Linked DNA regions of Homo sapiens: region 2 is linked to region 1. Evidence: read pairs that join two places in POLR2A ChIA-PET (ENCODE). Cell type or tissue: OCI-LY7. All regions are shown on one strand.

Region 1 (2,500 bases):
CTCAGGTGATCCACCTGCCTCAGCCCCCCAAAGTGCTGGGATTACAGGTGTGAGCCACTGCGCCCCACCTATTTATTTTTTTGAGACGAAGTCTTACCCTGTCACCCAGGCCTCAGGGCAGTGGTGTAATCTTGGCTCACTGCAACCTCTGCCTCCCGGGTTCAAGCGATTCTCCTGCCTCAGCTGCCCGAGTAGCTGGGATTACAGACACATGCCACCACGCCTGTCTAATTTTGTATTTTTGGTAGAGATGGGGTTTTACCAAGTTGGCCAGACTGGTTTCGAACTCCTGACCTCAGGTGATCCACCCACCTTGGCCTCCCAAAGTGCTGGGATTACAGGCATGAGCCACTGCACCCAGCCAGACTCTCCTTTTTAGATGGGGAAGAATACTTTTTTTTTTCAGGCCTGGCACAGTGGCTCACGCCTGTCATTCCAGCACTTTGGGAGGCTGAGAGGGTGAATCGTTTGAGGCCAGGAGTTCAAAGCCAGCCTGGGCAACATGGTGAAACCCTGTCTCTATTAAAAATACACAAATTAGCCCGGTGTGGTGGCTCGAGCCTGTAGTCCCAGCTACTCGGGAGGCTGAGGCATGAGAATCACTTGAACCTGAGAGGTGGAGGCTGCAGTGAGCGGAGATTGTGCTGCTGTACTCCAGCCTGGGTGACAGAGTGAGACTGTGTCTCAAAAAAAAAAAAAAAAAAAAAAAAAGAAGGAATACTTTTTTTTTTTCCCTAAACAGGCTTTCATGGAAAAATCTTCGATTTGAAGAAAGTGAAGGTGTATCTGGAGGTGAAGGCACCCTCTGGGGCATCCTCTTGCAGATGCCTCTGCTGATTCTTTAGTCAATTTGACCCTCAGGGCCAAGAGGCCTTCTCTTCATGGTCCAGAAACTATCGCAGGGGCCAGAAGCCTGCCTCACGTGGGGAAGTGGGCGTCCAGGGCTGACACGCGATCACCCTTTCTTTTTGTTCCCTTTGCGAAGGGAAACGATCTTGACTTACAAAAATGGAAAGAAAAACTTCTCTCTCTTCATTTCCATTTCAGTCTTCATTAATAGAAGCTTGATTTGCATAAATTCACAGACAGGAACCATTTTGAAAGTACACTGTACCAGGGACATTCACTTTTTTTTTTCTTTTTTTGAGACGGAGTCTTGCTCTGTCGCCCAGGCTGGACTGCAGTGACACGATCTTGGTTCACTGCAACCTCCGCCTCCTGGGTTCAAGTGATTCTCCTGCCTCAGCCTCCCGAGTAGCTGGGATTACAGGCATGCACCACCACGCCCGGCTAATTTTTTGTATTTTTAGTAGAGCTGGGGTTTCTCCATGTTGGCCAGGCTGGTCTTGAACACCTGAGCTCAGGAGATCCACCCCCGTCGGCCTCCCAGAGTGCCGGGATTACAGGGTGAGCCACCGTCCCCGGCCGCACACTCACTTTATATCCTCTCAAGACTTGTGTGGTTTTTTCCTTTTGATTATTTAGTTTATGGATCAGCCTGCCAATAAAGGATGGTCTATCATTTTTTTTTTAATTTATTTTTTTCTTTGAGACAGGCTCTTGCTTTGTCTCCCAGGCCTGAGTGCAGCGGCACGATCTCAATTCACTGCAACCTCTGCCTCCCTGTTTCAAGTGATTCTCCGCCTCACCCTCCTGAGTAGCTGGTATTACAGGTGCATGCCACCATGCTTGGCTAATTTTTGTATTTTTAATAGAGATGGGGTTTCACCATGTTGGCCAGGCTGGTCTACAACTCCTGACCTCAAGTGATCCACCCACCTCAGCCTTCCAAAGTGCTGGGATTATAGGCGTGAGCCACCCGCCTGGCCTATCATTTAATTCAAAATTCTTCTGCTTGTCTGGGTGTGGTGGCTCACTCCTATAATCCCAGAGCTTTTGGAGGCCTAGGCAGGGGGATCCCTTGAGCCCAGGAGTTTGAGACCAGCCTGGGCAAAAAAGCAAGATCCTGTCTCTAAGAAAAAAAAAAAAAAAATTGGCTGGGTGCAGTGGCTCATGCCTATAATCCTAACACTTTGGGAGGTCAAGGTGGGTGAATCACTTGAACTCAGAAGTTCGAGACCAGCCGGGCCAACATGGCAAAACCCCATCTCTACTAAAAATACAAAAATTAGCTGGGCATGGTGGCATGTGCCTGTAATCCCAGCTACTCAGCAGGTTGAGGTGGGAGGATCTCTTGAACCTGGAAGGTGGAGGCTGCAGCGAGCCAAGATTGCACCACTGCACTCCAGCCTGGGTGACAAAGTGAGACCCTGTCTCAAAAAAAAAAAAAAAAATTAAGCAGGCATGGTGGTATGCACCAGCTACTCAGGAGGCTGACATGGGAGGATGTTTGAGCCCAGGAGGTTGAGGCTTTAGTGAGCTGTAATCGCGCCACTGCACTCCAGCCTGGGTGACAGAGCGAGACCCTGTCTCAAAATAAGTAAGTAAATAAATAAATAAATAAATAAAATTCATCTGCTCTGCAAGAGCATTTAAATAA
Region 2 (2,500 bases), 77 kb before region 1:
CGAAGCTGAGCAGTGCACCCAGGGCGGCGGCCAGGAGCAGCGCGCCCAGCCGGGCCATGGGGGCGGCCGGCGGGAGGGGACGGGTCGGGGGTAGCAGGGCCCCGGGGGCGGCGGGGGGCGCGCGGAGCCGGGAGCCGGGGGACGGGGGGCGGGCGGGCGCGGCGGCGCCCGGCTCTTCTGAGCACGTCCCCGCTCCTGCCCGCGCACTGGCCTCGCGGGCCCCCTGGGGTCGCAGGGAGATCGACCCCACCTCTCTGCGGTCGCTGAGCTCGCCCCTGGGGGAAAGGAGAGGAAGTCGAGAGCCGCGCGGCGAACCTGGGGCTTGGGCTCCAATCCCAGCGTCCCCACGGGCTGGCCCCGGGTCCCTGGGCACGTTCCTTAATTTCCCTGAACCCCCGGCTCCTCAGCAGCCAAACAAGATGCACCTGCCTGGCCGGGCTGTGCAGGGCTTGAGAGGAGGAGGGAGGATCGGCCAGAGACCGACCCCAGGAGGATGGCCGGCCAGGCAGCAGGACCACCCACCCGTGCTCCTGGAAGCATAGGAGCCTGGCACGGGCTGGCCCTGGGGTCCTGGTCTGTATCAGTCCTGAGGACCAACCAGACGGCATCCGGTGAAGTGCAGTGGCTGGGCCCCACAGCCGGGCGGGGGGCTGCGGAAGGAAAAAACCTTGTTTTGGATTCACTCATAATTACAAATGCCCCCTCCAGCAAGGCCGGCCTCTGCCTGTCCAGTCACTCACGGAGAAAACAGGCAGAAAGAACCTTCTAGGACAGGCGTGGGGTGCCAGTGGGGGTGGGAGGCAGAGGAGCCGGCGAGAGGCCCCCACCCATCCACCCAGGACTAGCCCCATGAGCAACGCCCGCGTGGGCAGCCACACAGGCGGAAGGGACAGGCTGGGCAGCCATCGCCTAAGGTCTGGGGTTAAATCTCAAACGAAGGGGAGGCTTCCTCTGGGTTGCCACACAGGGCTGGGCAGAGCCTGCAGAGAGGGGATCAGAGGTCTGAGGACATCCTCCCGGATGGTGGCCCTTGGAGGTGAAGCCAAGGCTCTCTTCTTGGGGCGTTTTGGCCATGCTTTCCTCTGCTAGGCTCTTGTTGGTTTGAGGAATATAGTCAGGAAGGAAAAACCAGCCTAGCAGTTATTGAAACAATATTTCAAACAGAGTTCAGACAGAGTGACAGAATGGCTCAGGTATTTTGTAGCCGTCCTCACACCTGCAGCACCAGACTGTGTTGCCGCACGTGGGCAGCTCTGGGGTTTTCCAGCCCCCTTGGAGCTGGGGCTTCCCTGACCACAGCCCCTCTCTGGGAGCCATGTGGCATCCAGCAGCCCTGTTCTCTAGGGGTGGGGATAGCACATTAGATCTGGAAGGTGAAAGAACTCAACAGGTGCTCAGAGAGTAGCAGCCGTTATAAAGGCAGAGGCGATAGGGATAGGGGGTGGGGCCTCGTTCCCCCCCTAAACACACTGCAGCTGGGGAAAGAACGGTGCGTGATGAAAACTCGTGGTACTCTGACACTGACCCCACAATAAAGCAATATAACAAGAATCAATATTGCTTCGGTTGGATCAACACCTTTGTGCATGTGAAAGGTACGAACTGACTCTGCAGGGAGAACAGAGGAGCCCCATTTGGGCTGCGTGCTCCATGTGTGTCCTCCCGGTGACTTCCCCTTCTCTCTCTCACTCTATTTATTTTTTTAGAGACAAGGTCTCCCTATGTTGCCCAGGCTGGACTCAAACTCCAGGGTTCAAGTGATCCTCCTGCCTGGGCTTCCCAAAGTGCTGGGATTACAGGTGTGAGCCACCAAGCCCAGCCTCTCCTTTCTTTTTTTTTTTTTTTTTTTTTCAGAGACAGGGAGGGCAGGGGTCTCCCTATGTTGCCCAGGCTGGTCTCGAACTCCTGGGTTCAAGTGATCCTCCTGCCTCGGCTTCCCAAAGTGCTGGGATTATAGGCGTGAGCCACTGTGCCCAGCTTCCCCTTCTCTTGAGCTGAGAGCTGGTTTGAGATCTGTTATTGCACCCACATAAAGCTTACGTAGGGCCAGATATGGTGGCTTGTGCCTGTGGTCTCAGCTACCTGGGAGGCCAAGGTGGGAGGATTGCTTGAACCCAGGCAGGAGGTTGAGGCTGCAGTGAGCTGTGGCTGTGATCAACAGAGTGAGACCCTGTCTTAAAAAACAAAAAAAGGCCAGGTGCAGTGGCTCACGCCTGTAATCTCAGCACTTTGGGAGGCCGAGGTGGGAGGATCACTTGAGGTCAGGAGTTCCAGACCAGCCTGGCCAACATGGCAAAACCCTGTCTCTACTAAAAATACAAAAATTAGCTGGGAGTGGTGGCTCATGCCTGTTATCCCAGCTACTCAGGAGCCTGAGGCAGAAGAATCACTTGAACCCGGGAGGCAGAGGTTGCAGTGAACTGAGATCACACCACTGCACTCCAGCCTGGGCAACAGAGCAAGACTCCATCTCAAAAAAAAAAAAAATGCTTAACGCCAC

What was found. Peaks named below come from ENCODE experiments on the same cell type or tissue, not always from the same donor. Only the 100,000 strongest peaks of a DNase experiment are listed, where the experiment ranks them.
Region 2: POLR2A ChIA-PET joins it to region 1 with 5 read pairs; 4 of 35 experiments call an interaction of 5 or more read pairs at or near these places.

The regions. Positions count from the first base shown.
Region 1 is chr17:78,152,130-78,154,629 of GRCh38, reverse strand. All of the region lies in intron 2 of C17orf99 (chromosome 17 open reading frame 99), which reads right to left. Among named protein-coding and RNA genes, the nearest start is that of C17orf99, 7.0 kb to the right of the region's middle. RefSeq lists a silencer at 196-265 and enhancers at 1,722-2,298, 2,299-2,500. In OCI-LY7, no CTCF peak of the experiment used is centred here; DNase peaks (open chromatin) are centred at 1,019 and 1,602; H3K4me3 peaks cover 680 bases; H3K27ac peaks cover 1,309 bases.
Region 2 is chr17:78,229,582-78,232,081 of GRCh38, reverse strand. TMEM235 (transmembrane protein 235) reads right to left here and starts at 451. Exons shown (of 5, transcript NM_001395503.1): 1 at 1-451. The coding sequence starts at 58. In OCI-LY7, no CTCF peak of the experiment used is centred here; no DNase peak of the experiment used is centred here.